Linked DNA regions of Homo sapiens: all the other regions are linked to region 1. Evidence: chromatin contacts called from ENCODE Hi-C or POLR2A ChIA-PET data. All regions are on one chromosome and are shown on one strand. The core of a region is the stretch at or near the end of the contact, and the rest is flanking DNA. Distances in the headings are between cores, read along the strand shown.

Region 1 (3,198 bases), core at 378-2,877:
TCGTTTCCTTTAGCTTGCATATCTTAGATGGTAATGATATATTTATGTACATGTTTGCTGTTGGGCTCTCCTAATAGAATGTAAGATTCATGAAGGCTAGGACCATTTCCCTTTCATTCATTCCATCCAGTCAGTATTTATTGAGCATCAATTACGTGCCAGAGGCCGGGCGCGGTGGCTCACGCCTGTAATCCCTGCACATTGGGAGACTGAGGCAGGTGGATCACCTGAGGTCAGGAGTTCCAGACCAGCCTGGCCAACATGGTGAAACCCTGTCTCTACTAAAAATACGAAAATTAGCCGGGCGTGGTGGTGGGCACCTGTAATCCCAGTTACTTGGGAGGCTGAGCCAGGAGAATTGTTGGAGCCTGGGAGGCAGAGGTTGCAATGAGCCAAGACTGCGCCATTGCACTCCAGCCTGGGCAACAAGAGTGAAACTCCATCTTGAAATAAAATAAAATAAAATAAAATAATAAAAACATGCCATATACTGGGCACGGAAATACAAGATGAGTCTTTTCCCAAGGGAGCTCATTTCTAGAGGTGGAGACAGATAATGAACTCATCATATAGCCCGCACTCTATTTGAAATTGCAACAATTCCCCTTCCCTTCCCTGTCCCCCCACCACCCCCAAATTTCCTGGTGTATGAGACAGTGATAAAGGACGTACACCAGAGGGTTTGCTTTTTTGTTTTTGTTTTTTTGGTTGTTTACTGTTCTTGTCTTCCCACTGGAATGTAAGGTCCATGAGAGTAGGGAATTTTTGTCTGTTTTATATCTCTACCCTGGCCTATAGTAATTGTTGAATAAATGAATAGACCCCAATAAATATTTGTTGAATGAATAGGTGTCCAGATGGGAGGAAGGTCTCAGCCCCTATTCAATTCAAACCAAACAACTTTGATTCAAATCTCGGTGCTGTCAAATACTGTTGCATAACAGTATTTATGCAGTATAATTATTGCATACCTAATATATGATGATTAAATGAGTCCATGTGGGTTAAACACATAGAAGGTACCTGGTCTTACATAGTAATGAGCAACGAGTTTGCAGATCATAGTGCGAGGGCTCGTTCTGGGTAGAGGCCCAAATACATTTAACCTGTGTAGCCAGAAGGTAGAGTAGGACCAGTGAGGGCTAGTGAGGGAGGTAGACTTGCACGTCATGAAATGAAAAACTTTCTAAAAGCCGGCGTTTCCAAAGCCCCAACAACCGCTCTTGGCCAGGTGATGAGCGCCCTGTTCCTGGAGGTATGTAGAACACGCATTTGAAGGCGCCAAGGTACAAGGGATTCAGGCATCGGATGGGACAGAGGCCGGGTGTCCCTGGGTCACCGTCCCTGAGAGCGCTGTACGGGAGCTAGGCGTGGGCCATGAGCGTGCTCGCCTGGCAGTGTTGGTGCCCGGTCCGTGGAGACGTCCGTGGGCGTCCAGACCCAGCCGCGGGGCCTCATGGCGGGGAGGATGCGGGAGCGGGGGAGGGGCGCGCCAGGGCTAGCGGGCGGCCGGACCCGCTGCAGCACCCGCCGTGGCCAGCAGGGAGCGCCGCGAGACCGCCGAACCCGCGGCCGGGCCTGACGTCAGCGCCCCGCTTGCTCCGGCTCGCGCTCTGGACTCGGCGCCAGTCCCGCTCCGCGCCGCGCCGCTCCGCTCCGGCTCGGGCTCCGGCTCGCCTCGGGCTGGGCTCGGGCTCCGGGGGCGGCGTCCCCCGCGCCGGGCCCCGGGACGGGCGGCGACGCTCCAACCATGGCCCGTGCCCAGGCGCTCGTGCTGGCACTCACCTTCCAGCTCTGCGCGCCGGAGACCGAGACTCCGGCAGGTAAGCGCGCGGCGGCCGGACCGAGCCTGCCCCGCCGAGCCTCGGGGCCCGTGGCGTAGCTCGGAAGAAAGTGTGAGTGTTGAGTGACCGGGCGTTACGAGCGTGCTCCCTGTGTGTGTCTGAGCGTAGGATGGGCGATTGTGTGCCCGGGGTGTTGCGTGACTGCGAATGTTGTGTGTCCGTGAGTTCTGTGCGCAAGAAAAGGTGATGTGTGTCGGCGAGTATGTTGGGGGTGAATGTTGTGTGCATCGAGGCATTGGGTGTGCGCTGAGTGTCTTGTGGGTCTGCCAGTGTGTAGTGTTTGTGTGGCCAAGTGGGTTGTGTGTGCATCTGAGTTTGGTTGTGTTGCGGGAGTTGTATCTGCTAATGTGTTGCATTTGTTTGCATTTTGTATGCCTGGCCGGGAGTGCTGTTTGTTTTGTGTCTGCGAGTGGGTTGTGTGTTTGTGTTATGCCTGTGGCCAAGGGTGCTCTCTGGATCCCGCCTGAGTGTGGATCCGGGAACGCGTGTGTGGCGTGTGTGCTTTTGAGATCCGTGTACATGTGTGAAGGCGTGGGAACGGGTCCGGAACGTGTGTGTCCGTGCGCTGTGTACGTGTGGGGAGTGTCTAGGGTATGTGGTGTGTGCTGCCGGGGGCCGCGTGGGTCCGAGTGAATGCCAAGTGTGCCGGGAATGCGTGTGTGGGAGCGAGTCTGGAACGGATGTGAGTGTGTGCGAATGTGTCCGTGTGTGCTGGCTGCGCGTCCAGGAATGTTGCGAGTGTGGAGCGCGCCTGGGCCGCGGCTGCGAGTGTGCCCTGGTCCCGGGGCCGCCCGAGGGGGCGGTGGCAGGACGTGTGTGCGCGCGTGTGCGTGTGCGCGTGTGTGGCGCGCTGGGCCGGAACAAGTTGTCGCGGCGGCGCCCCCTGGGCTGCCCGGGTCGGGCAGGGCCCGAGGCTCAGGGGAGGACCGGGCCCCGCGGCCGCCGCCTCGGGCATGTCGGACTGTTTGTTGTTTCGCAAGTTCCGCGCGGCGCTGGCGGGCGGCTGATCCGAGGCGGCGCCGGGGCTGCGGGGCGCCCGGGCCAGCGGGCCCCAGCGAGGGGCCGGCGGGCGGGCAGGGGAGGGCCGGACCGGCGGGCGCTCCTGCGGTGGCCGGGCCGCGGCTGCGCCCCGGGCGGCCGGGCGGGGGCTGTCCCCGGGCTGGGCTGCGACGTCCGGGCGCGGGCAGGGCCTGGCTCGCCGCCGGGGGACGGCGCCCCCTCCCTTGGCGCGCAGGACGCGCGGGGGACGCCCGGGCCTCCCGGGACACTCCCTTGGTGGAGCCTGCAACTTTGTGCGGCCTCCCGGCCGGCCGGGACCGCCAGGTGTGTGCTTGAGTGTGAGCGTGAGTGTGAG
Region 2 (3,329 bases), core at 314-2,813, 1.3 Mb after region 1:
TTCAGATGATCTACCTACCTCAGCCTCCCAAAGTGCTAAGATTTTAAGAATAATTAAGAATGAACAAGTCCTTCAATTAAAATGAAATTAATGTAATTGTCCTTTCAAAGATGACCCCCTGTCCTCTAAACAGGCAGCCCCAGATTCATAGCTGCCTGCTCTGGCATTTTCCCTTGGAGGTCTAAAACCCATCTTCAGCTTTCTTGTTTAAAACAGGGCTATTTCCTCCCTTGAACTGACTCTTCTCCCACCTTACCCAGCCCAGGGCACAGCTTCACCCCACCCCACACTGACCACAAGCCCTGGAGTCCCCTTGATCACTCCTGTCCTCTGCCCTCTGCCCTCTGCATCTGATCCATCCTGCAGCTCTTTGAGATACTCCTTCCAAAATGCATCCCACTCCGGTCATGTCCCTTCATCTCTGCCCACTGCCCAGTCCAGGCCTCTCATCTGGCCTGCCCACAGCTACAGCCTCCCTGACATCCCCTGCCCCCATCCCTGCCTGGTTCACAGGTGGAATCATGTTGCTCCTCTGCTTAAAAGTCAGCCATTGCCTCCGGCTAAACTTGGAATAAAACCCAAGCTTCTCACCCAGCCCTCACGGCCATGGGATCTGGCCTCACCTGCCTCTCAATCATTTGGCCCTACAGTTCCCTCTCCCAGGAGCTCCCTCCCCTGGCTTTTCTCATGCTGGTTCCTTCTCAGCCTCAGCTGTCAATTTCAACATTGTCTCCTCCAAATCATCTTCCCTGAGCACTGTGCTAAGGTCACCCTTCCCCCTGCACAGGGGTGTCCCTTCCCACCCTCGCTTCACCCTTGTCCCCTCTACTCTGTGCTTCTGGGTGGCAGCCCTTATCGGCTACATCAAGGGGCTCCTCATCCTCTGGCTTCAAGGTGAGTTTGGTTAACAGGGAGCCCCAGCAGGAGATCAAGGAAGGAGGAGGAGAGGAAGGTTGGGGTGTTTATCCCCTGACAAGGTCCTGCCCTGGGAAGAGCTAAGGCTAGCTTTCCTCAGACTGCAGCTTTCAGCTCCTGTTATCATGTGGTCCCTCCCCACCCAGCCCCCTGGCAGGGCTCCTCCACCCAGCTTTCTCCATCTCCGGGTTCCACTCATTGCTCCTCCCCGCACCCTCGCAAACCCAAGGGTGGTAATGGAGCCCTCTGTTGCCGGATGCCAGGAAACAGCACCATCTCCAGGATTTCCTTATGCCCTGCCCATGCCTTCGCCTTCTTGGTCTCTTTTTTACACTCTCCAAAAATTGCCTGACTTGACTGTGCCATCTCATCTGTCCCTTGCCACATCCCCACTGACACACTGCCCACCCTCCTCACTTCCGTCTCCTCACCCTGTCCAATTCCCCCACGGAACTTCTCACTTCCCAGCATGATTGCTTGTGTACTATCTGCATCCCCCACCAGAACACAAGCTCCATCTGAGACGGGGATTCATTGCATCATATGTCAGCGGAATAGAGAAAACACATGCTCACACCTCCTAACTCTGCTCAAACTCGCAGGGAAGCCCAGCCAATTCTGTGAAAGTTCATGGTGAAATCACATTGACTTTTAAATGCCTGCACACGGCATTTCCCAAACTGGGATCAGGCAACACTCATTTAGGAGGTGTTGGCAAGCAGTTGGCAACCTGATACCGACAGACCATATCTGCCAGGTTGTCCTCATTTCACCGAGCGCCTCTGACAATTTCATCTCCCGCTATCATGACCTCAAGTCTGTCCACTGGCCCCAGTCCAGACTGGGAAAGCCCTCATGCGCCAGCCCCTCTGAAGCCCAGGGAGTTCCAGCATGAGGCCTTTGCTCCATGGGCTTCATTTCACTGCTGTCTCCACACCCCTCAAAACCACGTGGGCCAAGGCAGAGCCAAGACTACATCAGCCATGGGTCAGGAGATCAAATCCTGGTCTCTGTTCTGTCACCAACTTACTATGTGACTTTGAGCAGGTTGAATTCCCACCCTGTACCTCGGTTTCCCCAAATTCTCCTGCTGTTCCTGCTGCCTGGAATTACCTTCCCAGTGAGCAGGTTGGATCATACATTCTCCTAGCACGTCCCTGCACTGGTGGTGAGACATTGCTCAGAGAGATTAAACTGGCATAGTTCCTGTTGATGGTCATCTTTCTTTAGAAGGTGAGAAAGGAGAAAAAAATGTCAGCTTGGCTATGACACATAACCACTATGATCAGACAGCAAAAGACCCAAGCTCGTGCTGGTCTCTGCTGGCCTGACTGCCAGCATGATTTAGTTCCCAGGGTAAGTAAACTCCTCCTTTCTGGATGAGATGAAGCCTTGAGACAATAAAAATGTGCCCCTCCTCCAATATGTAGGTGATAGTACCAGCTAAGCCAGAGAGGAGGGATGAGGCCCCTTCTTGATGACATAGCCTTTTGGGAGATGGACCAACAAGAAGGTGCTGAACCTGATGATGGGGAGCTGTGGGAATGGGAGAGCCAGCATCAGCCTCATGTTGCCACTGTCATCATGGCGTAGCCTCTGCTGTCCTGAGAGCTCTCTGTGGAGCAACTCACCTGACTCTCACAACAGCACCATGAGGAACTCAGGGTCAACACCATCACCATTTCCAGGTGAGAACAAGGTTTCAGGGCTATATCTCTTGCCCAAAGCCACAAGCTTGTAAGTGGCTATAAAAAGACCATGACAGCACCAAGCCCCAGCCAAGAGCTTGTTCTGTGTTTGCTGATTGATGCACTGACACCCGGTGTGGTCCTTACTGTTCCCTTTGCATCAAGCAACCAAGGACAAGGGCCCAGCCACCATGAGTCAGAGTCTAGGTGGGGCCACTGGCATCACACCTGTCACCTGGCTCACATATGTCACCTGGCACCTCCTGCCACCTGGCCCAGATCATGAGGACCAGTGTTTCAGAGCTAGGGAATGGAGAGTGTTTGGGGAAGGAAGCTAGGGAATGGGGAGTGAATGGGGAAGGAAAGGGGGTGACATTGCCTCCCCCTTCATCAAGAAGGCTGCTGTGAACTCCATTTTCATTCCCTTTTTTGGTGGGTCTGAGGTTCACACAGCCACAATCGTTCAGCCCTGTGGGTGGGTCAGGGCATATGGGATAAACTATTTTTCCTTGTCATGGGTCTGCCTACAGCAGCAGAATTGGATTCTAGATGATGTATGAAAAAGATACAGTCCAGGCGCGGTGGCTCATGCCTGTAACCTCAACACTTTGGGAGGCCAAGGTGGGTGGATCACTTGAGGCCAGGAGTTCAACCAGTCTGGGCAACATGGTGAAACCCCATCTGTACTACAAAATACAAAAATTAGCTGGGTGTGGTGGCAGGCGC
Region 3 (3,242 bases), core at 116-2,615, 1.9 Mb after region 1:
AGCTGGTGGTAATAGAACTTACTTTCTTAGGATTGTTAGGAAGACTAACAAGAGCATTTATGTTGATTCTGTCCAGTAGGTAAGCTGTAAGAAAGAAATCTAGGGCCTTGTCTGTCCTGTTCACTGCTGTAGCCCAGTATCTAGGACAGTTCCTGGAACATAGTAGGTATTCATTAAGCATTTCTTTTTCTTTTTCTTTTTCTTTTTCTTTCTTTTCTTTTTTTTTTTTTTTTTTTTTTTTTTGAGACAGAGTCTCACTCTCTTGCCCAGGCTGGAGTGCAGTGGCACGATCTTGGCTCACTGCAACCTCTGCCTGCCAGGTTCAAGTGATTCTCCTGCCTCAGCCTCCTGAATAGCTGGACCACAGGCATGTGCAACCACAGCTGGTTAATTTTTAAATTTTTTGTAGACACAGTATCTTGCTATGTTGTCTAGACTGGCCTTGAACTTCTGGGCTCAAGCAATCCTCCCATTTTGGCCTCCAGAGTGCTGGGATTACAGGTGTGAGCCACTTCCCCAGGCCCCTTGTTTATTTATGGTGTGCATCCTCCCAGGAGACATCCTCACCAAGAGCAGGGATTACTGTCTGTTTAGTTCACTGCTTATTCACAATTTCTGGCACATAGCAGGTGCTTAATAAACATTTGAAGGATGAATTCAGATGCGTGGGCTCCAGGTTCCAATGAATTATAACCTGTTACGCAGGTAGAGCCCAGGAATCTGTATTTTATTTAAAAAATTTATACGTATATATGTTTATAAACTTTATTTTAGGAGACAGGATCTCACTATGTTGCCCAGGCTAGACTCAAACTCCTGGTCTCAAGGGATCCTCTTGTCTCAGCCTCCCAAGTAGCTAGGACTACAGGTGCACCCCACTGAGCCTAGTGGAATCTATATTTTATTTTATTATTATAAATTATTTTTGAGACAGAGTCTTGCTCTGTTGCCCAGGCTGGAGGGCAGTGGTGCGATCTCAGCTCACTGCAACCTCCGCCTCCTGGGTCCAAGCAATTATCATGCTTCAGCCTCCCCCATAGCTGGGATTACATGTGTGGGCCACCACGCTTGGCTAATGTTTGTATTTTTAGTAGAGACGGGGTTTTGCCACATTGGCCAGGCTGGTCTTGAACTCCTGGCCTTTAGTGATCCGCCGACCTCAGCCTCCCAAAGTGTTGGTATTACAGGCATGAGACACTGTGCCTAGCTGTATCTGTATTTTAGAAAGGCATCCCAAGTATAGTGAAGGTTGAGAAGCTCTATCCCAGAATGTCAGCAGTAAAGCAGCCAATGAGTATCATGCAAGCAAAGTCCAGCCCTCTCATTTCACAGATGACATCACCAAGAGCAGAGTGAGAGTAGTTCCCCAAGGTCACAGGTTGTTGACAGAGAAAGAACTAGTGCCAACAGTAGTGTCGGATACCCAACACAAGGCTCCCTGGAGCTCCAGCTGGCCTGGGCCTGCTCAGTCTCATTCCAGGGCTGACTGAGGGGAACTGCTGAGTCACTGGAACTGAGGCCCAAGGCAGGGTGTGGCCTCCATCGCCTGGTTAGGGGTGGGGCAGAGTGGGACTGCCCCCACCTCCTCTGGGTGACTGAGGCTGAGGCCGGAAGAGGGACAGGCAGAGAGCTCAGACTGCCTCCCCATTCGTGGGACCCCCTCCCTTCACGTGAAACCACCTTTGCAAAGATTGTAACTGAGGAAATTATGACAGTGAAAGGGATCTGACCTAACCGACACCATCTTGCTTTTAACCTCTAAGCTGCCCTTGTTCATTCTTGGGTGTAGGCCAAAGTAACCTTGGGAAGGAATTCAGTTTATACTTTAACTTTGAAACAAAAATTATAATAGCCCTTTCCCGAAATAAACCCCCTTCTTTTTTTTTTCTGAGACTGAGTCTTGCTCTGCTGCCCAGGCTGGAGTGCACTGGTGCGATCTCAGCTCACTGCAAGCTCTGCCTCCCGGGTTCACGCCATTCTCCTGCCTCAGCCTCCCCAGTAGCTGGGACTACAGGTGCCTGCCACCACGTCCGGCTAAATTTTGTATTTTTTTAGTAGAGATGGGGTTTCACCGTGTTAGCCAGGATGGTCTCGATCTCCTGACCTCGTGATCCACCCACCTTGGCCTCCCAAAGTGCTGGGATTACAGGCGTGAGCCACTGCACCCGGCTGAAATAAACCCCCTTCTTGCCTGGGGACCGGTCTGCCTTCATAGGACTAAGAAATTATTGGCCGGGCACGGTGGCTCACGCCTGTAATCCCAGCACTTTGGGAGGCCGAGGCAGGCAGATCACGAGGTCAGGAGATCAAGACCATCCTGGCTAACACGGTGAAACCCCATCTCTACTAAAAATACAAAAAATTAGCTGGGCACGGTGGCAGGCGCCTGTAGTCCCAGCTACTCGGGAGGCTGAGGCAGGAGAATGGCGTGAACCCGGAAGTTGGAGCTTGCAGTAAGCTGAGATCACGCCACTGCACTCCAGCCTGGGTGACAGAGCAAGACTCCGTCTCAGAAAAAAAGAAAAAAAGAAATTACATGATTAGAAATTATGGTTTATTGGGAGGCCAAGGCGGGCAGATCACCTAAGGTCAGGAGTTCAAGACCAGCCTGGCCAACATGGTGAAACCCCATCTCTACTAAAAATACAAAAATTAGCTGGGTGTATGATGGTGGGCGCCTGTAATCCTAGCTACTCAGGAGGCTGAGGCAGGAGAATCGCTTGAACCTGGGAGGCGGAAGTTGCAGTGAGCCGAGATCCTGTTACTGCACTCCAGCCTGGGTGACAGAGCAAAACTCAGTCTCAAAAAAAAAAAAAAATTACGGTTTAAGAACCATGCAGGCTCTGGCTGCAAGAGCCTGAACCTCCTCAAATTGCTCCTGGGAATAACATCACTGTTGTCAAACCTAAGATCAGTGCTTGAGATATTTTGCAGACCTTGCTGTTCCCAGCTGACGCCATCCAGACCCATAATCTGGCTCAACCAGTTCTTTGATCTCACCCTGAAACAGTAGACAGCATGAAAAACTCACTTCATAGGGGCCGGGTGCGGTGGCTTACGACTATAATCCCAGCACTTTGGGAGGCCGAGGCAGGCGGATCATAACGTGAAACCCCATCTCTACAAAAATTACAAAAAAATTAGGTGGGCACATGACTGTAATCCCAGATACTAGGGAGGCTGAGGCAGGAGAATTTTGCTTGACCCCGGAAGGCGGAGGTTGCAGTGAGCCGAGATCGTGC

What was found. Hi-C counts contacts between places; a loop is a spot of excess contacts on that map. ChIA-PET counts read pairs that join two places held with the same protein, here RNA polymerase II (POLR2A). Pooled maps may share reads with other maps.
Region 2: a loop to region 1 is called in a map of psoas muscle, with 4 times the contacts of the local background. The contact joins the enhancer-like site here to the promoter of PTPRU in region 1. A Hi-C loop is called at or near these places in 3 of 168 maps with a recorded cell type or tissue (gastrocnemius medialis, prostate gland and psoas muscle) and 8 of 50 pooled maps. POLR2A ChIA-PET finds 5 or more read pairs at or near these places in 2 of 52 experiments (OCI-LY7 and activated naive CD8-positive, alpha-beta T cell).
Region 3: a map of naive thymus-derived CD4-positive, alpha-beta T cell shows a loop between it and region 1 (6-fold over the local background). The contact joins the enhancer-like site here to the promoter of PTPRU in region 1. A Hi-C loop is called at or near these places in 1 of 168 maps with a recorded cell type or tissue (naive thymus-derived CD4-positive, alpha-beta T cell) and 6 of 50 pooled maps.

What each region holds. Positions count from the first base shown.
Region 1 is chr1:29,234,895-29,238,092 of GRCh38, forward strand. It overlaps PTPRU (protein tyrosine phosphatase receptor type U), which reads left to right and starts at 1,628. Exons shown (of 30, transcript NM_133178.4): 1 at 1,628-1,823. The coding sequence starts at 1,751. RefSeq lists a silencer at 1,431-1,750.
Region 2 is chr1:30,521,073-30,524,401 of GRCh38, forward strand. No RefSeq gene overlaps it. Among named protein-coding and RNA genes, the nearest start is that of MATN1-AS1, 200 kb to the right of the region's middle. Within about 2 kb of position 1,564, at least 7 of the 41 ENCODE cell types and tissues checked have a DNase peak (open chromatin) inside an H3K27ac peak, as active enhancers do; they include gastrocnemius medialis and psoas muscle, where a contact is called at or near this core.
Region 3 is chr1:31,169,491-31,172,732 of GRCh38, forward strand. No RefSeq gene overlaps it. Among named protein-coding and RNA genes, the nearest start is that of NKAIN1, 69 kb to the right of the region's middle. RefSeq lists an enhancer at 1,417-1,666. Within about 2 kb of position 1,366, at least 26 of the 41 ENCODE cell types and tissues checked have a DNase peak (open chromatin) inside an H3K27ac peak, as active enhancers do.